Linked DNA regions of Homo sapiens: regions 1 and 3 are each linked to region 2. The links are chromatin loops, found by intact Hi-C in ENCODE. Cell type or tissue: GM12878. All regions are shown on one strand.

Region 1 (8,000 bases), 480 kb before region 2:
AGCAGTGGTTTGTAGTTCTCCTTGAAGAGGTCCTTCACATCCCTTATAAGTTGGATTCCTAGGTATTTTATTCTCTTTGAAGCAATTGTGAATGGGAATTCACCCATGATTTGGCTCTCTGTTTGTCTGTTGTTGGTGTATAAGAATGCTTGTGATTTTTGTACACTGATTTTGTATCCTGAGACTTTGCTGAAGTTGCTTATCAGCTTAAGGAGATTTTGCGCTGAGACCATGGGGTTTTCTAGATACACAATCATGTCGTCTGCAAACAGGGACAATTTGACTTCCTCTTTTCCTAATTGAATACCTTTTATTTCGTTCTCCTGCCTGATTGCCCTGGCCAGAACTTCCAACACTATGTTGAATAGGAGTGGTGAGAGAGGGCATCCCTGTCTTGTGCCAGTTTTCAAAGGGAATGCTTCCAGTTTTTGCCCATTCAGTATGATATTGGCTGTGGGTTTGTCATAGATAGCTCTTATTATTTTGAAATATGTCCCATCAATACCTAATTTATTGAGAGTTTTTAGCATGAAGGGTTGTTGAATTTTGTCAAAGGCTTTTTCTGCATCTATTGAGATAATCGTGTGGTTTTTGTCTTTGGCTCTGTTTATATGCTGGATTACATTTATTGATTTGCGTATATTGAACCAGCCTTGCATCCCAGGGATGAAGCCCACTTGATCATGGTGGATAAGCTTTTTGATGTGCTGCTGGATTCGGTTTGCCAGTATTTTATTGAGGATTTTTGCATCAATGTTCATCAAGGATATTGGTCTAAAATTCTCTTTTTTGCTTGTGTCTCTGCCCGGCTTTGGTATCAGAATGATGCTGGCCTCATAAAATGAGTTAGGGAGGATTCCCTCTTTTTCTATTGATTGGAATAGTTTCAGAAGGAATGGTACCAGTTCCTCCTTGTACCTCTGGTAGAATTCGGCTGTGAATCCATCTGGTCCTGGACTCTTTTTGGTTGGTAAACTATTGATTATTGCCACAATTTCAGAGCCTGTTATTGGTCTATTCAGAGATTCAACTTCTTCCTGGTTTAGTCTTGGGAGAGTGTATGTGTCGAGGAATGTATCCATTTCTTCTAGATTTTCTAGTTTATTTGCATAGAGGTGTTTGTAGTATTCTCTGATGGTAGTTTGTATTTCTGTGGGATCGGTGGTGATATCCCCTTTATCATTTTTTATTGTGTCTATTTGATTCTTCTCTCTTTTTTTCTTTATTAGTCTTGCTAGTGGTCTATCAATTTTGTTGATCCTTTCAAAAAACCAGCTCCTGGATTCATTGATTTTTTGAAGGGTTTTTTGTGTCTCTATTTCCTTCAGTTCTGCTCTGATTTTAGTTATTTCTTGCCTTCTGCTAGCTTTTGAATGTGTTTGCTCTTGCTTTTCTAGTTCTTTTAATTGTGATGTTAGGGTGTCAATTTTGGATCTTTCCTGCTTTCTCTTGTAGGCATTTAGTGCTATAAATTTCCCTCTACACACTGCTTTGAATGCGTCCCAGAGATTCTGGTATGTGGTGTCTTTGTTCTCGTTGGTTTCAAAGAACATCTTTATTTCTGCCTTCATTTCGTTATGTACCCAGTAGTCATTCAGGAGCAGGTTGTTCAGTTTCCATGTAGTTGAGCGGCTTTGAGTGAGATTCTTAATCCTGAGTTCTAGTTTGATTGCACTGTGGTCTGAGAGATAGTTTGTTATAATTTCTGTTCTTTTACATTTGCTGAGGAGAGCTTTACTTCCAACTATGTGGTCAATTTTGGAATAGGTGTGGTGTGGTGCTGAAAAAAATGTATATTCTGTTGATTTGGGGTGGAGAGTTCTGTAGATGTCTATTAGGTCTGCTTGGTGCAGAGCTGAGTTCAATTCCTGGGTATCCTTGTTGACTTTCTGTCTCGTTGATCTGTCTAATGTTGACAGTGGGGTGTTAAAGTCTCCCATTATTAATGTGTGGGAGTCTAAGTCTCTTTGTAGGTCACTGAGGACTTGCTTTATGAATCTGGGTGCTCCTGTATTGGGTGCATAAATATTTAGGATAGTTAACTCCTCTTGTTGAATTGATCCCTTTACCATTATGTAATGGCCTTCTTTGTCTCTTTTGATCTTTGTTGGTTTAAAGTCTGTTTTATCAGAGACTAGGATTGCAACCCCTGCCTTTTTTTGTTTTCCATTGGCTTGGTAGATCTTCCTCCATCCTTTTATTTTGAGCCTATGTGTGTCTCTGCACGTGAGATGGGTTTCCTGAATACAGCACACTGATGGGTCTTGACTCTTTATCCAACTTGCCAGTCTGTGTCTTTTAATTGCAGAATTTAGTCCATTTATATTTAAAGTTAATATTGTTATGTGTGAATTTGATCCTGTCATTATGATGTTAGCTGGTGATTTTGCTCATTAGTTGATGCAGTTTCTTCCTAGTCTCGATGGTCTTTACATTTTGGCATGATTTTGCAGCGGCTGGTACCGGTTGTTCCTTTCCATGTTTAGCGCTTCCTTCAGGAGCTCTTTTAGGGCAGGCCTGGTGGTGACAAAATCTCTCAGCATTTGCTTGTCTATAAAGTATTTTATTTCTCCTTCACTTATGAAGCTTAGTTTGGCTGGATATGAAATTCTGGGTTGAAAATTCTTTTCTTTAAGAATGTTGAATATTGGCCCCCACTCTCTTCTGGCTTGTAGGGTTTCTGCCGAGAGATCCGCTGTTAGTCTGATGGGCTTTCCTTTGAGGGTAACCCGACCTTTCTCTCTGGCTGCCCTTAACATTTTTTCCTTCATTTCAACTTTGGTGAATCTGACAATTATGTGTCTTGGAGTTGCTCTTCTCGAGGAGTATCTTTGTGGCGTTCTCTGTATTTCCTGAATCTGAACGTTGGCCTGCCTTGCTAGATTGGGGAAGTTCTCCTGGATAATATCCTGCAGAGTGTTTTCCAACTTGGTTCCATTCTCCACATCACTTTCAGGTACACCAATCAGACGTAGATTTGGTCTTTTCACATAGTCCCATATTTCTTGGAGGCTTTGCTCATTTCTTTTTATTCTTTTTTCTCTAAACTTCCCTTCTCGCTTCATTTCATTCATTTCATCTTCCATTGCTGATACCCTTTCTTCCAGTTGATCGCATCGGCTCCTGAGGCTTCTGCATTCTTCACGTAGTTCTCGAGCCTTGGTTTTCAGCTCCATCAGCTCCTTTAAGCACTTCTCTGTATTGGTTATTCTAGTTATACATTCTTCTAAATTTTTTTCAAAGTTTTCAACTTCTTTGCCTTTGGTTTGAATGTCCTCCTGTAGCTCAGAGTAATTTGATCGTCTGAAGCCTTCTTCTCTCAGCTCGTCAAAATCATTCTCCATCCAGCTTTGTTCTGTTGCTGGTGAGGAACTGTGTTCCTTTGGAGGAGGAGAGGCGCTCTGCGTTTTAGAGTTTCCAGTTTTTCTGTTCTGTTTTTTCCCCATCTTTGTGGTTTTATCTACTTTTGGTCTTTGATGATGGTGATGTACAGATGGGTTTTCGGTGTAGATGTCCTTTCTGGTTGTTAGTTTTCCTTCTAACAGACAGGACCCTCAGCTGCAGGTCTGTTGGAATACCCTGCCGTGTGAGGTGTCAGTGTGCCCCTGCTGGGGGGTGCCTCCCAGTTAGGCTGCTTGGGGGTCAGGGGTCAGGGACCCACTTGAGGAGGCAGTCTGCCCGTTCTCAGATCTCCAGCTGCGTGCTGGGAGAACCACTGCTCTCTTCAAAGCTGTCAGACAGGGACACTTAAGTCTGCAGGGGTTACTGCTGTCTTTTTGTTTGTCTGTGCCCTGCCCCCAGAGGTGGAGCCTACAGAGGCAGGCAGGCCTCCTTGAGCTGTGGTGGGCTCCACCCAGTTCGAGCTTCCCGGCTGCTTTGTTTACCTAAGCAAGCCTGGGCAATGGCGGGCGCCCCTCCCCCAGCCTCGTTGCCGCCTTGCAGTTTGATCTCAGACTGCTGTGCTAGCAATCAGCGAGATTCCGTGGGCGTAGGACCCTCTGAGCCAGGTGTGGGATATAGTCTCGTAGTGCCCCGTTTCTTAAGCCGGTCTGAAAAGCGCAATATTCGGGTGGGAGTGACCCGATTTTCCAGGTGCGTCCGTCACCCCTTTCTTTGACTCAGAAAGGGAACTCCCTGACCCCTTGCGCTTCCCAGGTGAGGCAATGCCTCGCCCTGCTTCGGCTCGCGCACGGTGCGCACACACACTGGCCTGCGCCCACTGTCTGGCACTCCCTAGTGAGATGAACCCGGGTACCTCAGATGGAAATGCAGAAATCACCTGTCTTCTGCGTGGCTCACGCTGGGAGCTGTAGACCGGAGCTGTTCCTATTCGGCCATCTTGGCTCCTCCTCCCTCTGTTGACAGGTTTAATATAGGGCTGTGCAGTTTGACCTACAAGCCAGTAGATGGCAGTTATGGGTAAGAGCCAGCTGTAGCCAACATGGCTGGGTATATACTTGATCCTTGTTTCCTGGGAGAAGCTCTCTGTTGTCTCAGGCAAGAGCTGATTTATGAAGTTCAATGGTCTGTACTCCCTGTTCAGCCCTGAGGAGGTGGTCAAAAAGGGTGGGGCCAGACCTGACAAGTCCAACTACAGGTCCTCTGACAGCAGACACAAGCGCCTGTGCCAAGGAAGAATCCAGTGGGCAACCACTAAGCACCCAGAGGTGTGCTTAGGTGTGGAGCTGGGAAACCTCCTGGGCCCCAAGTTCTCTGCACAGGGATGGGGAGATGGCCTAAACTAATTCAGGAGAGTGAGAGCTCCAGATTCCTGGAGACCTGCCTGGATGTGGAGTGGACAGAACACATCCCTGCAGGAGGATCTCTGCACAGGAAGGGTGGCAGCCCCTGTTCTTAGAATCAAATATTTTCCCAAGGAACCCCAATTTCATTAGTCAGAGAGTGGTACTACAAACCACACTCTCAGTTCCAGATGAACTCCTTGCTTCTGGGGTTTCATTGCTTTCAGACTGACTCAGCTGACAGAGCAAGGATATATGTATTTGTGTATACTAACCTGTGTGTATACAAATATCTATAAATATTTCTATGTGTAACCATCTGTATTTATATTGAGCTAGATATAAATTCATACAGATGTCTATGACTAATCCTTTACAACATAGATCATTCTAGACTGTTTCACTTGCTTATCTATAACCTACACTCCTACAGTGAGAAAGCTGGCTTCCACCATCTGCCATTCATTTACTTAATTGTTCAATCACAGTATACATGTAAAGCAGTATCAGAGCTGTTAACCCATATCCCTGTGGGAAACAGCTTCATCAACTAGAGTCCAGTGCTTATGTATAATTTGTTTTGCCTTTAGACTCCCAGACTTCACTCATTTCCAAAGTTACTTAGATTAGCACCTTTCCTTCAAACCCTTCAGGGAAGTTGTTTCATACATTTGTAATATAATTAGATTATATTTTGTCACATTCTCTAGTCCATCCTAGGATCCTGTGGTCTCCTAATTTTTTTGCGTACATGAAGGTTTACTCATTGTCATATAAGCAGCATGGAGTATTTTGGTCACTGTTTTGTTGGTTATTGGCTGTACTTCAGTGATTCCTCATTAAATAAAATCATGTGATTTTATATTGTGCAAATGAACGATATATATGTAGTTTTCCAGAATACATTTATAGAACGTCTTTCCCTGTGGAAAATCACCAGACCTTCGATATATATGTCATTCATTTTCTTCAATTTTGCTGCCATACGGTTTTATTGTCAAAGTTCTCGATCGCATGTAACAGAACAGTAGTTGTAAGCAAGTGACTACTCAATAAAAGTTTGGAGAAAAAAAGAAAAAAAAAGTTTAGAAACAGAGACTTTATTTCTTCTTTGTTTTTGTTTTTAATTAAAAAAATCTACATATTTAGTACATTATCCCCCAGGTACTAACCATTGAGATCTGACAATTATCCCAATTTTGCCTAAAATTTGCTTATCTATTCCTTTCCTCTCAAAAATGTGTTTCTTACATATTTTGAAGAAAGTATTAGATAAGTCCTCATCACATCTACCAGATTAAAAACATCATAGTTATATGATATTTATCTATATTTTAAGATATTGATATCTTAATATCACAGTTAGTTATATAATAGTACCTAGTCAAATTCCTCTGATTGTCTAAAAAATTATTTTTCCACTTGGTTTGTATGAATTATGGAACAAATAAGGTACCATTACATTTGTATGTCACAACTCTTTATTTTTTTAATGAAGTGAATATTCTTCCCATTTTGATTTCCATGCTGAGGACTTAATGCAGAGACTGATAAGTTGTTATGCAGAGTGCAACACATAATGCATTTATCTGTTTGCTTATTTTTGTGTCATTTAACTTGTTCCTTTTATTTTCTGGGTAGTCATACATGGAAGTTAGCTCTTGATTATATTTGGATTTTACTTTTTGACAGATTAATTCATGGTTGATGTGCTGTGCCTCATATTGAATTTCACTAGGAGACTAACGATGTCTGATTTTCCTTACTTTTAATGATGCAAAGATTGACCCATGGTTCAAATAATAGCAATTTGATCACCACAATGTATTCTCCATTAAACTTTCATCTAATGGTTTCATCCATTGATGATTATTGTCTGAATCAACTACTTAACTGGATAGCACAAAATGGTGATTTTCTAATTTTGTCATTATTCCCACATTTAGTAAATGAAATTCCTATTTAAAGAACAATTTTCCCACCTCATCTATGACTACTTGGTTATCTTTCAGTACATATTCTACAGAAAACGAAGTATAAAGAGTTTGTACTAAACTCTTTTCTTTTAATTTCCGATATTCAGAGAAAGGAATTGGTGTCCTAATTTCTTTATGACATTTATTGAGATGTATGCTGTACCTCTCTACAGGTATATAGGTATGTATTTTCATTAAATTGTTTTACTACTCTTTTTATTTCAATTTAAAATTATTGTAAAGAAATGAGGATTTTTAAAATACATTTCAATCATTTCCATAGATTTTTCTTTTTGATGCACAAAATAAAGATACTTCCTAATTTTGGTCCTTGGGTTATTTTGATAACTCATGAGTCTTTGTTAGCTTCCTTGTTTTGGGTACAAAAAAAAAATAGCCAGCCTTATCTTTCAAGGACTCACGATTCCTTTGAAGAATAATATTCAGGGACACAATGAAGTGATGGTTAGGCTCACTGCTTTGGGGCTATAAAATACATACTTATTTAATAGCAAATATGATTATATACTGATATTTTCAATTCAGATTTACTAATACAATTTTTTTACTTCCTTAAGTAAATTATTTTCTCTTTTTATTACTCTGAAAGCTTGATTTCTAGTAACGTTAGCAAAATTATTTACTTGCATTGTCCTGTAACACATGTAAAATAATTCTAAAATAATAGCATCAATAATGCTATGAACATATTAGATTACTACACAAATTTTAAGACTTCCTTTCAGGTTTTACTGTCCTTTAAATATTGCCTACAGAGGATATAGAGTCAAAATACTGTACTATACTGTGTTTTTAAGTAATTTTAATTCAGATTTTTGATTATGTCATCAACTCGATACACGGATACATTCACTTCAATTTGTTTACAATTCCTAGTGATTGCCGTTTAAATTTAATTTCATTTTGGAGTACGTAAACACATCAATGTAAAATAGAAGTGTATAGTAATATACCTCTGAAATAGAGACCATATTCAGAAAAGTTTGATTTATCTTGTAAAAATATCTGATTCCCTGTTTTTAGTTTCTCCTATGATAACCACTTTACTTGTTCTTTATTTTTGCTACCCCTTTCTCTTTGCAAAAAAAGAGCAAATGCATATTTCATCCCTTTTATTACACAAAAGAATCACAATATATATCATATTCTAGACCTTATTTACTGTACTGCACAAATATCTTGAAGATTACTCCATATCAGTGTATACAGATCTTTTGCTAATTACGTTTCATTGTATGATATGCTTTGCTCAGCTTCCTAT
Region 2 (8,000 bases):
AAGGAATTGTGTAACACAGCAGACTGGACATGTCCCCAAATTATCTTCTACCCACCAACACTCCCACCCTATTAACAGCCCCTCAACAGTGACTAATGGGTATTGGTGTATAAATAACCCAGCTCCCTCACCCTTCAATTGGAACAATTCTGAGGCATATCTTCAAAACTGATTCCCAGAGTTCCTTAGCAGATTTATGTACCAGTTACCAATAGTGGTAACTTACATGAGGACACACACTTCATCGGCTTTCTTTTCTCCTCTGACTCATTTCTCTACTCTCCTACTAGAGGTTCCTGAACTCGGCTACATTATACACTATTTGCGTTTGAACCCTTGTGTCAGAATCTGCTTCTGAGTGAACTCAAATGAAGACAGGGACAGACAAGTAAGCAGGCCATTACAAAATCACGTGTTATGTGCTCTAAGAAAGTTAAGAATGATACATTATAAAAACGCCCAATAGAGATCATGTGGGACTTTGTTTGAAAAGGGTTTTGTGAAGTAGGTGGTATTTGAGTTAACTTTTTAAACATATTAGGAGGCTATTTTGATAAGAAGAAGGTAGATGGCTCCAGGAAAGGGGATTTGCAAGTAGAAGGTCTTAGAAGCAAAATACAGTATATTATCATGATTAAGAAACTGAGAGCAATTAAGTGTGACTATGATATGGGAGTGAGCATCAGGGACAAATGAGAAGAAAGGCTAAAGTGGTAGTCAAGGGACAGATCAGAAAGACCTTGTGAGCTAAGCCAGACAGAAGTCATCTTTTGCAGGAGTAATAAAGAGGCATTGTAGAAAGTTAAGAAGAGCTGTGATATGGTCAGATTTTTGTTTCAGGAAAATTCAAATGTGATAGCAGCAGGGAGAGTAGATTTCAGGGATCAAGATAAATTCTGGGAGACCCATTAGAAGCTTATGGCAGTAATCCAGGTAAGAAATGTTGTGAATCTGAATTAAGTAAATAGTAGAGAAAATAGAAAAGAGAGGGCAGATCTCAGAAATATTCAATGGGTCAAATTAACAGTACTTTTTGAGTGATGAATATGAAGGGTAGTCGTAAAGGTGGAGCTTGAGAATGGCTTTGGGTGTGTGGCATGGGGAGGAAGCCAGCTGATCGCCATGCTGCTCTTGGAGATGGCAGTCACTCAGGGAAAAGAAAGTTCAGTAGGTCAAATGGTGACTTCCGTTTTGGCTATGTTGAGGGCCGCAAGCCTATGAAAATTCACATGGAACCAGAGGTCTGACTTAGGAGGAAAATAAGTGAGGTCCAAAGATGGAGAAGTAGAAGTCACCTTCACATAAGAAAGTGATGCTGTAAGAGTGGATGCAGTCAGCCTTAGAGAAAATGTAGCACGGACGTGCGTATATAACACCGGGAAATGCCAACACTTAAGGAGTGAACAGAGAAAAAAAGAATGCCAATAGGAGACTGAAAGATTTGCAAGAGGAGAGATGGCAACCATGTGGCAAAAGGACCACCAAAACTCATTCTTGTGCACACAGCATACAAAGGGTTTATCATAGACCTCTTCCTCATTATCCTCCAATTTAGCATCAGAATCTTCCTCAACGAGGCACACCTGGAGTGCCAAGCATTGAACTATGTCAAAGATTTGTCATGTGGACTAAATAAGATAAATATGTTGAGCATTTAGTGTAATTCTCCACAAATTGGTAAGACCCTAATAAAAGATACATACCCAAGGATAGGGGTGGATGCATATAATTGTGTCTCAGGGGATAGAGGAGGAAGCTGAGGGAATTATCTTCTGAAAGTGTTTATTTTCTCTGTAGTAGGTTTCTCAGTCCATTAAGATTGCTATAGCAAACTACCACAGATTTGGTGGCTTATAAATGACAGAAATTTACTTATCACAGTTTTGGAGGCTAGAAGTCTGAAATCAGGGTGCCAGTGTGGTTGGGTTATCCACACAGGGTACCTGTGTGGCTGGGCTATATTAAGTAATCCATTTCTTATCTGGATTACTGCCATAAGCTTCTAATGGGTCTCTCAGCATTTATCTTGATCCCTGCAATCCATTCTCCCCACTGCTGTCAAATTTGAATTTTCCTGAAACAAAAATCTGATCATATCACAGCTCTCCTTAACTTTCTACGATGCCTCTTTATTGCTCTTGCAAAAGAGGACTTCTCTTTGTCTTAGCTCACTAGGTCTTTCTGATCTGTCCGTTGCCTACCTCTTCAGTCTTTCTTCTCATATTTCCCTCATACTACACTTCTGGTTTGTGACTACTGACTCCTCATTGTAACTTCACGTGGTGGAAAGAGGGCTAGGGAGCAGTCTGGGACCTCTTTTATAAGGGCCATAGTCTCATTTTTTAGGACTAATGACCCAAATTACCTCCAAAAGGCTTCACCTTCCCACCATCATATTGTGGAGTGAGATTTTACCACAATTTCTTCTGGGGGGACACAAACATTCAGTCCTTTATGGTAGACATCCAGGCCATGTGAGAGAGGAGCAAAGGAAATGATAGGGTAGAAGGAGGAGAATATGGGAAACAGCTTCAGATAAGTATTGTAAGAAATGGGTACAGGAACTGACTGACAAAGGACCACAGAAGAACTGTGGAGAAATGCTAAGGAGCTGGGTGACGCTGGAGATCATAAATGACTGATCCTAAATTAAAAGCTATTGCTTAGAGCATAGTCTTAATTTTTTTTTCTATATGGAATATGAAGAAAAACTGTTAGGAAAAATGAATACAAAAGGTAAAATAATGCTCATTGATAAGATAATCATTATGCTTGTTGTATTATATAAATTATACAAACTTCATGGAAACTATTTGAATAGATATTATTTCTATTTATTCAGATGAAGAAGCTGAGGCTAAAGGTTTTTCATAAATCATCTAAGATCACATTTGTAGCAATTGGCGTAGCTGGGATGGAGTCCTGGGCAGACTAGAGCTAACCTTATGCTATTGGCAGACACATACTTATTATACCAAATCTTCATTTATACTGCTGGTAATGGTTTACTATCAGCCTTTGTTGTACTGGGGTGTTTTCCCCTTCATCAGTTTTGGAGTATTTGATCTACTTCTATTGAGTTTGGTTTGAATGCAAAAATTAAAATAAATGCTTTTGTCTTTGTCAGCAGAGAGGAATATTCCAAAGTGAAGGACACTTTGTTATTCACAATTATGATTCTTTCCTCTGTTCTCTCTCTCCCTTTCCCTTCCACTCTCTGTACACACACATGTGATTCTTATTATTCACAGTAGTTGTGTTCTATGAAGTCTCCACCAACACTGAGCTAATGGGCACTGAACTTTCCTAAGGGAAAGGAAAGGTCAGGTTCCTGTGAGCCTCTGGTCACATTTCAATCAATCGACCAATACATAATCATGTTTTAAAGTCATCTTTTTAAATATTATTGTTGATTCATTAACATTGAACTTGCAAGCTTATCTGGAACATGTATTTTCTCTGTAAGGCACATCCCAGCCTTTGGCACATAGGAACACTAGACAGCAATTAAGCATGACACTTAAGGGCCATTTTAAAACACCAACAAAAAAGCACAAATAAAAAAAAAGGCACTAAATGGATCACAAAAAGACCCTTGTTTACAGTCAGAGCTGAAATAAGAAGGCAGAGTGTTGCTATGTCAGCCTCAGCTGGGTATTTGCATATGGTCAGATCAAAATTTTCCCACCCCATGCATGCCTAGGAATGACCAACAATCACCTGAAATATGGATTTTGTGGTTTCAAATAAATTTTAACAAGTAGACAAATTTGCAAATACAGGATCTGTGAATAATGATTGACTCTGTGTGTGTGTGTGTGTGTGTGTGTGTGTGTGTGTGTGTGTGTGTGAGATGGAAGTAAATTTTATCCCAGACACCAGCTAGTATTTCTTACTGTGTCAGAAACTGTTCCTTGACACAAACTGAAAGGACTGTGCATTGATGGAGAGTTTTATATAAAGTCTCCTCAAGAAGGATCCTTTAAAAAACTTGGAAACTACTGAAAACAACCTCTAACATATGAATTTCTCTTAAAAAAATTATATATATATATATATATGCCTCCTTTGAAATACCTCTTTTCTGCTCATTTTTATTTCTTTGCATCTCTTCCATCAGCAACATGTCAAAATGATGTCTACATTCTGTGCACATAAAGTCAATGTGCAACATTGGACTGGAAATAACTTGAAATTATTTGCTTAAAGCATTTCTGCTTTTGCTAGAACACTAGAAACTAGTTTTTGACTTTTACTTTTTAAACAATGATTGTCAGGACATGCTAATATATATTTTTGGCCAATCTTGTGGCTTATGACACTTCTATTCCTTCAATATTTTGCCTGCTACAGTCAGACATTTCACTATCCCTGGAGAACGCAGTAGCAAATAGGAAATGAACTGTGCAGCTGAAGAGAATTTGTCAGCAGTACATTCCTTTCTCCTTAAAAAACAAAGTAGAGAATGTTGGCTATTTATGCCCAGGCCTATTGTTTTTCTAATTAATCATGTTTTGTGTAAAAATTGCAATGAATGTATTTCTGCAAGACAACTGTAGTAACCATAAATGTTTGAGGTTCTCAGTGAACTTTCTCCTCAGATACTCAGAATTACCATACTGTCCCCCAGAAGTTCTATTTTCATCTATCATTCTGCAGCCAAATTGACATCTTTTGTTACAACTTGAATACAACTATTTCTTTTCCCATCCATAGCCTAAATAATTTCATAATAACAAGATTGTACTTCCATTAGGACTTGATAGTTAAAACCTCTTTTCTATCACTCTGTCCTATAGCTAGTTTCACTGAATATGAATATTATGGTAAAGGCCACTCCAAGTATATTTTTGGAGTCCACAGTATCATTGTAAGTTATCAGCACCAGTCTGTCCCCCTCCCCAGACAATGAGATCTTATTCATTAGGAACAATTCACCCCTCTAGTGGAAGAATCTGGGTATTGCAGCTTTAGCTCCAACAAATAGCTAAGCTTCAAGGCTGTAAGAGCATCTGCAGATTTTTAGAAAATTATTATTACAAGATTCCTTCTTTTTATGCTGGTTTGTTATTAAATATAACCCAATAGAGAAATCTCTTTAAAATGTTAATTTGCTTTCTTATGTTTATACACAGGGAAATGCTTAGAGCTATAAAAAGGCTGTACTAACACTGACTAATAGATTTTTGTTTACACTCATCTCCATTTTTCCCTTGTTTAAAGTCAAATAGAAATTGATTGGAAAAATGGTTTTTGGTATACTTTACAGAGTTAAACAATAATATGGGATGGTTTTTTTCCATATGTTTTCTATAAGCAGTAAGATTATTTTAAAATCAGCACTTTCGTACCAAAGTGGAAAACCATTCAGCCAAACTGAATTACAATGGGAAAACGATGATGTTACTACTCATGAATACTGGTAGCTATTGAGAGAGTAATGTGAAAATTCTGATTTCAGTTCTGCTACTGAGATGTCCTTGTCAGTATAAACGTTGGTAGTAAAAAATGCTTTCAAGATTTACTAGTCCAGAATGTCCCAAGAGGTGAAATAAATTCTCCAAGTTCACACAGCTAGTTAGTGGCCAAGCATAAGCCCATTTCTCCCGATTCTGAAACCCATAACTCTTTCTGGCACACAATCCTCATCGTTACAGCACAAGTCTGAATCCAGAGTGAATCAATTTGAATCACGCCTTGCTATGCACCACCTTGAAGATCACGGACAGCATCTTTCACCACTGTGCACCTCCCTATTCTCATCTGTACAGTGAGGGCAAGAGAGATGCCCCCTCAGAGATGTTTCAGCGAAGATGAAAATGAGATGCAGGAAAATTACTTAGTGCAGGACAAGATGCATAATAAGCACTCGGCGTGAGTTGACAATCTCTCCTATTAGTATTATTACCACTATGAGCTTTTTTTCTCTGTTTGGGGGCATTCTAAGAAGAGAATTTCTTTTCACTCCCTGGAGTAAATGTGTATGTAAATTAAGGGAAATTTAAGTCTTTGTTTTTTATTCAATTACTCATAAGTATTTCGGTGCTATAAGAGCTTTACTAATCTTACCCTTCATTTATGCAGTGATATAAGGGTGATAACAACTTTTTTAAAAGAGACTTTTAATTTTTTTTAAAGAGCATCATATGCATTGCCTCTATTAAGCCAGATTCATAAAATAATTCTAGCATAATTTAAATACTATATTAGAAACCAAAGATTATAAAGTGCAAATGAGATTTTCTTTTTTTTTTGGCTGCTGACATCATAACAGTTTTTACAGAGCGATTATCATCTCAATGGATATGGATGTCAAGCAGTCATTATCCTCAGATCATAACGAGGTGGACCATTAGTGCCTCCTTTGGAGACCTTATGGTCTAAGATGTTAATGAGCCTTTGGGGAACCCTAAATCCTTGGATGGTTGGCAGGGTACTCTAGACCATAACAGAACCTTCTTTGCAATGACAATGGAACCTGTCAATTTCTATTAAGGAGCTTCTTAATTCCCCAATCATTAAGATAGTGGAAGGACTTATTATACTAGCCTATAATTAAGGAAGCTTTCAGCCATAAATCCCTTCTGTTAAGTCCTTCCCTCTATTCAACATGGCATAAGTAAAGGGTAAGGCTCCCACAAGAGAAACTACGGAGACAACGTTGATCTGAGGGAAATCTTGCAGGATGAAGATTCTCCCTGGTTTCCTCCTATATCCCTTCAGCCCCTATTCACTTTCTCCCAAAGACACAGCATAAGTGAGGCCTCTTAAGTTAAAACTGGAGGTCTCCAACAACTGGTCTGGCAGGCATCTCTTGTCACGATTGACATTTTGATTAGACTGTGTTCGAGTATTTATGCTAGGCATTATGACAGAGAAACACAAGTTCAAAGCACCATCGTTGCCCATAAATAATTTACAGTCTTATTAGAAAGAGTGAATGATAAAGGTGCTATGATGGCATCAGAATGAAAGGCAACAACGCAGAGAGAAACAGACAATACTAGGGTGCTTTCCCCAACGATTGCTATAAAGAGTATATGCTACAAATTAATGAGAAAATAGGTGTGGAATTAGATGCTTAATGAATGTTATATCCTTTCTTATTTAGAAGAGGATAAGTTCAATGCGAACTGCTCACCATAGACTCATTCCTTTATACCTCAGTTTCTCAATAATTAAATGACTAGGATTAATACATCCTGCTAGAAAATATTACCAGTGGCCAGGCACAGTGGCTCACACCTGTAATCCCAGCACTTTGGGAGGCCGAGGTGGGCAGATCACTTGAGGTCAGGAGTTCAAGACCAGCCTGGCCAACATGGTGAAACCCCATCTCTACTAAAAATACAAAAATCAGCCAGGCGTGGTGGTAGGTGCCTATAGTTCCAGCTACTCCAGAGGCTGTGGCATGAGAATCACTCAAACCCAGGAGGCGAAGGTTGCAGTGACCTGAGATTGTACCACTGCACTCCAGCCTGGGTGACAGAGTGAGACTCTGGCTCGAAAAAGAAAAGAAAAGAAAAAAGAAAATATTACTAAAGGACTATTTCATGTGTTGTTATTTTCTATGAAAGAAAATAATCCATAGCATGCTCAAGTGATAGGTACTATAGAAATATTCACATAGGAAAACATACAGGCTTGATTACAAGTGAGGTATACTATTTTAACTCAAAACTTATTGCTTGAAAAAAGCAGAAAGCCAACTAGGAAGAGAAATTATGTGCTGCCATAAAAATCAAAAATGAAAGAATCCAACCCATTAACCTTGGATGTACAGAAACTTGAAGTTCCCTCATTCTTTTTGATAATCCTGGATTTTTCATCTAAATTTCATTCGACCTCGAGCAGACCTGCATTTGGCTTATTACTGAAATTTCATTGCTGAAATTTTCCAATGTAAAAAGTTTTCTAATCAGAAGTTAAATTTATACAAAATCTCCACTGTATTGAAGAAATAAATGTCTGCTTCTGCATTTTGTGCTTTGGGAATATGA
Region 3 (8,000 bases), 580 kb before region 2:
CCGGCCGTAAGTAGTAATTTGAATGATTTCTACGTCAAAGATATGGCTACAGGCCAAGAAAATACAGTGGTGGGTTAACAGACACAGTCTTGGCCCTAAAAAGGTTTACAGTCTAGTGGGAGAAGTAGCCTCAAATAAGGGACTAGACAAATACATATACCATATTTATTTTTATATTAAATTATAAAAGGAAATGACTAAGAATCTGATCTCAGATTTAAAAAAAAAAAATCTGTCTCCACAAAATTGTTTATGTTGTGTGATGTCCCATTCCTTTTGCTCATCTATGTAAATATTATCCAATTTCTTTTGTTTATACATCCTATCACATTGCCCTACACTTAGTAGACATAATAAGTACACAGCATCACAAACAGCAAACCTTTTTGTGGTGCTTTTATGTGTCAGTCATTGTAAAGCTGCTCCATCTAGGCCCTGTGCTGAGGTCCTAACAGAGTAAGAGCCAACATTTGTTGGGTACTTTTTATGTCAGTGATTTTCACATAATATTTATTTAATCTTCATGACAACCTTTTGAGGTATAATTGTTTTTATAGGTTAAGTTGCTTTTCCAAGTTCCTACAACGATTGTCAAGTATCTGCATGCACATATGATCCCAGCTGGTTTTGCTCCATAATGAGTACTCAAAACCACTGTTCTAGTATTATACATAGTCTGAAAATACACTAGAACATATCAGAATGCTTTTCACATATAAAAGAAGGTATTGTTTTGTGAGTGGTTTTCAGTTACAAATGTACTTTTATAGACATAGAATAGGTATGTGTGTACAGGGTCCTAATATAAAATTCATTCCTTATTTGCACCATGAACAAAAAAGCTTAAAAAGCACTGCTACTAATCCACAGAATCTTCTAACATATTGGCGTATAGGAATACACTCTTCATACCATAAAAGTTCACTGTTCAAATGGGCTTTCAGAAGGAGGTAACGCAGCTTTAAAAGTTGACGCACTTGGCCGGGCGCGGTGGCTCACACCTGTAATTCCAGCATTTAGGGAGGCTGAGGCAGGCAGATCACCTGAGGTCAGGAGTTTGAGACCAGCCTGGTCAACATGGTGAAACCCCATCATCTCTACTAATAATACAAAATTTAGCTGGGCATTGTCACAGGCGCCTGTAATCTCAGCTACTCGGGAGGCTGAGGCAGGAAAATTGTTTGAATCTGGGAGGCAGAGGTTGTAGTGAGCCGAGATCGCGCCACTACACTTCAGCCTGGGTGACAGAGATAGACTCCGCTTTGAAAAAAAAAAAAAAAAAAAAAAAGGTTGATGCACTTTCTGTGGTTCGTGAGTTTTTGGAGTCAAAGACAACTGAGTTCTGCCCCCTCGAGCCTAGCCAAGAACGTTGGAGATTCTTGAGAAGTCTTATGTTTCCTCAATGAAAAAGGGGAATAACCAGGTTTTCTTTGCAGGGTTATTATGAAAATATACTGAAATTAAATTTCTTGACATACTACTGATTTTTTTTTCACATAATGATTTATTTTCCTTTCTTTTTTTTAAATTATACTTTAAGTTCTGGGATACATGTGCAGAACGTGCAGGTTTGTTACATAGATATACATGTGCCATTGTGGTTTGCTGCACCCATGAACCCATCATCTACCTTAGGTATTTCTCCTAATGCTATCCCTCCCCTAGCCCCCCACCCCCGACAGACCCCAGTGTATGATGTTCCCCTCCCTGTGTACATGTGTTCTTATTGTGCGGCTCCCACTTATGCGTGAGAAAATGTGGTGTTTGGTTTTCTGTTCCTGTGTTAGTTTGCTGAGAATGATGGTTTCCAGCTTCATCCATGTCCCTGCAAAGGACATGAACTCATCTTTTTTCATGGCTGCATAGGACATACCACTGATTCTTAACAAATGTTATCCTAAGTGACTTCTCTTTTTCCAACACCCCCACAAGTCATACTAATCAAAGCTCCTAAAGATTCTACAAGTCAGCTGTGTGACCACAAGCTGTTTGGCAGGTTTATCATTTCAAACCATTTGCTTAGGCTGTGATGACTGAGAAGAGGTAGTTCTATTCATTTAGGAAATAAGTAATGGAGCAACTCCTCACGGTAGCCTAGAAGACAGGATCTGCAAACATAGCCACCCAGGCGTTAGTCAAATAATAAGGCAATGAATAGGAAATACCTTGGGTAAAAGTGAAGCTGTGCTCCAGGTCTTTTCACCCCAGTAATATTTTGGAAGATAAAGTTGCTATGGCAAGTCACGTGTTGGAAGGACTCATGGGGATTCATTGAGCTCAGTGCACTTTAAAGATTGGAAGGTTGTGAAAACTCCCTCCTAGACTACAACCTCCTAAGAACTCTGGAATCTGTATTTTTCTTTTTTTTTTTTTTTTGAGACGGAGTCTCGCTCTGTCGCCCGGGCCGGACTGCGGACTGCAGTGGCGCAATCTCGGCTCACTGCAAGCTCCGCTTCCTGGGTTCACGCCATTCTCCTGCCTCAGCCTCCGGAGTAGCTGGGACTACAGGCGTCCGCCACCGCGCCCGGCTAATTTTTTGTATTTTTAGTAGAGACGGGGTTTCACCTTGTTAGCCAGGATGGTCTCGATCTCTTGACCTCATGATCCACCCGCCTCGGCCTCCCAAAGTGCTGGGATTACAGGCGTGAGCCACCGCGCCCGGCCTGGAATCTGTATTTTTCTAGTTCTGCAAGGACTCCTGCTCTGAAATAAAAAAAAAATAAAAACAAAAACAAAAACAAAACAGATGCTCTCTGCAGCTGGTTTCACCTATCAGCTCTTTAATCTATCCTAGAATAGAGCTCTGCTTCCGTAATAGCGATGTGTTCAATGTGGGAAGATGTGCAAGATGCTGGCCTGACAGCCTTAAATTGCAGAGGAAATTCCAGATACCAATTATCTTTCTCTACTTCAATAAATTTTCTCTCTTTCTTGCCCCTGCTCCAAGTTCCTATCCCTCTTTCCTTTACCCCGCCTCCCACCACCTTTGTGGTTCAAGTCATGGATAGAGATGCATTTTCAACTACTTAGTTTCGATCAATCCCCAGCTTTCTTTAGATATCGAAAGACTCTTTCCATGTTGTTTTCTTTAACAACATTTGCTTTTATTTGACTCAATGTTCCAATAATTGGGAAATGGAATCTTCTCTGAGAAGGTGTAAGTGAACGGGACCTAATAGTTCCAATTCAGCTAGAGCTGTAGGAAATGCATGAGGGTTACAACCCTTGTCAGAGTGAGACACTTGCTTTTATGAAGAGCATAAATTTAAACAATTGCACCTAAATACAGTCATCCTCACCCCTGCACCCATGAACAGTAATTGTGAATGGTGACCTTTAAAGGAAAAAAAAAGGAAGATTCTTAGCTATGGAGTTGACTAGGTTGTAATTTAATTTTTGGACTAATTTTTCAGCTTTTGTGTGTGTGCATATATATATGTAAATATATAAATTATATATAAATACATAATATTATATAAATTATACACATGCTCTATTTTTCTTCCTAGTTTACTGTTAAAATTTACCATTATTAACTTTCAATCTAAACTCATTTTTATGTCATCTCTGCTTGTTGATGCCCAGGTTAAGAAAACAAACATTTACCTTCAGCCATAGGCACCCACAGAAGCAAATACCAACTAAAACATGACCAAAAGTCAATTGAAGGAGAAACAGAACAGACTGGAATTCCTTGTGGTCCCTTCCTGGTTTCTTTCAGGGCTCCAGGCAAGCGAGCATGTGCTAATTTGCAGGGTTGACTAAATGGCACGCCTAGACCCCAAATTTGCATCTCTGCTTGGGTTCAAAAGTTGGTCTCTGAACAAGTTTCTCTGTTATTTCCCACTCCTAAGTTAAACCCCTTTGGGAATGCTACTCACCAGGGTACAGCTTAGTTCAGAGAAGCAATCATTGGCTGGGCCCCATCTTCCTCTAATATGGGGTACAGCCAGCTGGTGCTGATGTGATGCAATAAGTTAGGAGAGACAAAGGGATGGAGAAGAAAAGGAGATGATTTCCGATGCAAGAGTACAGAAGCCTTCGAGAGCAGTGGCATGCCCCACCCTGTTCTTTTTCCAAGGAAAGAAACTACTAAAGAACAGCCACAGTCTTTCATCCTCCTTCCACCTCCCCAGGTACACATGAAGAGGGGAAAGAGGGTTAAAAAGAAGCTGAACAGGTTTATCTAAACTACAAGTTTCTCTGTGACTCAATTTCCTTACTCATGTAATGGGAATCAGTTACTTGCCTGGTCTAATTCACTACATTGTTAGCAAGGTTATAATGGCATTTCGAGATCATTTAAGGTTCAGGAACGAAAAGTAAATTCCACCCCGCATACTGCGGAGAGAAGTCTTCTGAAGCAGAACTGAAAGTCCTTGGGAAAGAATGTCAGAATGAGCGCACACTCACTGCGGTGCGGCTAGGTGGTCCATGGGGCTCCCTTAGTTCTTCTGATCTAGCTCAACCCTACCATTTCATTGATGAGGAAATTAAAACCCAGAGAACAAAAATAAACTGTTAAGTCGTGTTGGACTATCCAAGTGAAGTGTTTTTGCAAAGGTAAGGCCACTATACATTTATGCCAGTAATAAAGTTTTTATCAGTTTGCTATTTCTGTCTTTGCTGGGGAGAACATTGATCTAAGTAAACACTTTGGTGACTATATCAATGTAGTTGCAAGTGGCAGAAAGTTAACCCTAGCAAGCTATTGGCTAGAGGGATCATTTACCAACTTTCACAATTAGTACAGAGTTGAACAGTCAGACAAGGGCGGGATCCTGCAGAATCTCACGAACAAACGGAATCAGGGGTTTGAAAGCTATAGACCCTCCCTCCAGGTCTCAAAGCTCCATCTGTCTGCCTTTCAACTGTATTCTTACTATTAATTTTTTCACTGTATGTTCTATTTCTGTGGAGGCATATGGAAAACAGGATTCACATTTTTTGGCTTTGACCACAAGAGGGAGACTGTATCACCCTCTCTGTGCTCTGAAATTTAAAATATCTCAGGAAAGTGCAGGGATTGGTCCAGACTGTGGGAGGGGTGAGGCTCTGTAAAAACATGGCCGTCCCAGTTACTGGTATATGGATAGAGTAGAGAAGGAGCTGGTCCCAGTAAAAGAATTTTCCTGTGCAGAAAACAAATGTGATGAAATTATTTAAAATACACATTTAATCACATAAATACAACTGCAGATCTACCGTATGCCACTGAGTTTTCTCCTATATCATGAATTAAGAGAGATCAATTTGATATTACCACCATCAATCTCAGCTTCCAAGTTGTGTTGAGACTGTTTTTTTTATATATGATAGATCTTCTCAATCCAAGCAAACTACCTCCGCTGGTGTTCAAATGAAGAACAGAGAATATACTGGAGCGAAAGGGGCCTACTATGATGAAAATATTGTGTGGGTTCTGCCTATGATGGCTTTTACTTTTTTCAAGGGTCATTTGACTTGACATGACCATTACCAAAGGCTCCAACTCGAATCCCCAAGCACGATGAGACTACTTTGACCATGCCCACCACAGTGAACTTTACAAAGCTGTTCCAGGGTAGGCACCTTTATCTTCTTTATTATCGTTGGGGTATCACAGACAGCATTGTATTTTTCTCCTTGGCTTGACAAACTGGTAAGTCAACTTGTATGTTTCAGTACTCTTAGTTATTAAACAAACCAACTAACCAAATGCTAAATGGAAAGATTAAAACCCACCCAAGTTTCCCGGGTGCATACAAGAGCAACATTGAGGTGACAAAAACTAAAAAGGCCCAAAGGTTCTCTGAAGACCGTTTTTATCTTCTAGCCAGGTGTTACTGCGATTAGAAACACAAGCCATCATGATTGTTAGAAAAGTATTTTGACCACCTCTAAAGTATAAGACTTTTAAATCAGTAAGTCGTTGTTATGTTCCTGGAGAGAGGAGGCCTTCCAAATAAAATAAAACATCTCAGAAATTAATTATATTTTTCTTCTAGTAAATAACCTTTTTTGCCTACAGATATGGCTGAATGCAAATGAAGGTGGTGTTTTCATATTCATAATGGATTTTAGGTTTAACTGTAATACAGATTTAACTAGGCCAAGGACTACAGAAGGGGGATAATATTTATTGTATATTTTTGCCAGAGATCTTGTTTTATTCACTATCAAAAGTGGAACAATGTACCATAACATTAAAAGAAAGCAAAACATTCCCATTGTGTGAAACTAGACGCTCCTTTCAATAAGGAGATAAAAAACCTAACACTTTCTACAAATACTGCTCATTGAGAAGTGAACATTTAGATGGCACCTTCATGTACCAGACAGGATACTTACAGGATTTTTTTGAAAATTCTCATAGCAATCCTGTGTGGTAGATTTTGTCTACATCTTAGAGATCTGAAAACTGCAGGGTGCGGTGGCTCACGCCTGTAATCCCAGCACTTTGGGAGGCTGAGGTGGGCGGATCACGAGGTCAGGAGATAGAGACCATCCTGGCTAACACAGCGAAACCCCGTCTCTACTAAAAATACAAAAAAATTAGCTGGGCATGGTGGTGGGCGCCTGTAGTCCCAGCTACTCCGGAGGCTGAGGCAGGAGAATGGCGTGAACCTGGGAGGCCGAGCTTGCAGTGAGCGGAGATTGTGCCACTGCACTCCAGCCTGGGTGACAGAGGGAGACTCTGTCTCAAAAAAAAAAAAAAAAAAAAAAAAAAGAGAGATGAAAACTGTGATTTTACATTATTTGGCAAGTTCAAGGTCACACTGATAGCAATTGGCAATTGGCACAGCCCACTGCACCACACTGCTTCTGCTTTGTTTTGACAAAGCTGATTCAGGAATGAATGAAACATGTTCAGCCCTAGCAAATGCTATAGGCCATTCACATCATGTCTTCACACTTCCAATAGAGATTATTGTAGTTGGGATTTTTTAAAAAAATCCCTTTCAACTTCACATATTTATGAATGTGCCAATGAACACTTTAAGCATGTATCTATCAATATCAAATGTGGTTTTTAACAGAAACCTTGAAAAAATTGCAGAATTATCCTCTGAAATATTGCTGCTATTATTTTTTAAAATTGCAAGATAATGTTCTGCCATTTCAGACCATTTATCTCTGTTAACAAGACACTTTTTTAGTTGGATAGATAATATACACCCATCTGGTGTGCAGTTTCTTCATTTACTCTGGTAATAATAACTAAAGGCATTTTTCCATTGCTTTGTCGTTGTCCGAGCCAATCTTTTGCCTGTCCTGCTGTTGATATGAGATGCAAAAAGGGAGAAGAAATTGGGACCTGGTTATAATACACAGACATGCCATTTAGAATGTCATTTCAGTGTTGAGGAAGGGAACAGTGCCTAAGTGTTAATGGAAGCAGAACCTTATATAAAACATCTCCAACCATTCAGAAAAGACATAGGGAAATGCCACAAAGCATTTTTATGTTATCTACTTTTCATAGACACACCCCATTCTCTTCTCTTCTATTTCATGAAATTCTCCAATACAAGGTCCACACATTTGCAAATTTGTGGGTAGTTTGTAATTCAGAGGTTTTTTGTTTTTTGCTTTTTTTTTTTTTTTGGCTTGCGTTATGAAGACAGATAAAAGAATTACAAATAATTCGACCAACTTTTCATTTGGTTTAAGCTTTGTTTACAACACAATGAGAAGTAAAGCATGGAGATGATTTTCTGGATAATTCGAGGTAAAGGAAAATAATTTGCTTTAACTTCCTTGATGATCAGTAAAGACTGTTCTTCAGTATCTGCGTAGTTAATTCATTTCTCTCTTTTCCTGTCTGCAGTCACAGAGTTGGCATGTTGGCATACATTTTGCTTGGGAATTCTAGAAGGGATTTTTAAAATAAAGTGTAAATTGGCCGGGCTTGGTGGCTCAGGCCTGTAATCCTAGCACTTTGGGAGGTCGAGGCGGGTGGATCACGAGGTCAGGAGTTCGAGACCAGCCTGGCCAACATAGTGAAACCCCGTCTCTAC

The links. Hi-C counts contacts between places; a loop is a spot of excess contacts. Peaks named below come from ENCODE experiments on the same cell type or tissue, not always from the same donor. Only the 100,000 strongest peaks of a DNase experiment are listed, where the experiment ranks them.
Region 1: it touches region 2 in a loop (3-fold over the local background); 7 of 110 quality-filtered maps call a loop at or near these places.
Region 3: it touches region 2 in a loop (2.1-fold over the local background); 4 of 110 quality-filtered maps call a loop at or near these places.

What each region holds. Positions count from the first base shown.
Region 1 is chr4:23,611,125-23,619,124 of GRCh38, reverse strand. No RefSeq gene overlaps it. Among named protein-coding and RNA genes, the nearest start is that of PPARGC1A-AS1, 150 kb to the left of the region's middle. RefSeq lists an enhancer at 3,493-4,053. In GM12878, no CTCF peak of the experiment used is centred here; a DNase peak (open chromatin) is centred at 4,479.
Region 2 is chr4:23,132,923-23,140,922 of GRCh38, reverse strand. All of the region lies in intron 12 of LOC105374524 (a long non-coding RNA gene), which reads right to left. Among named protein-coding and RNA genes, the nearest start is that of ADGRA3, 620 kb to the right of the region's middle. In GM12878, a CTCF peak has its summit at 4,946; no DNase peak of the experiment used is centred here.
Region 3 is chr4:23,714,724-23,722,723 of GRCh38, reverse strand. It overlaps LOC105374528 (a long non-coding RNA gene), which reads right to left and starts at 4,050. Exons shown (of 3, transcript XR_925477.3): 1 at 3,882-4,050. In GM12878, a CTCF peak has its summit at 4,963 (motif pointing right); no DNase peak of the experiment used is centred here.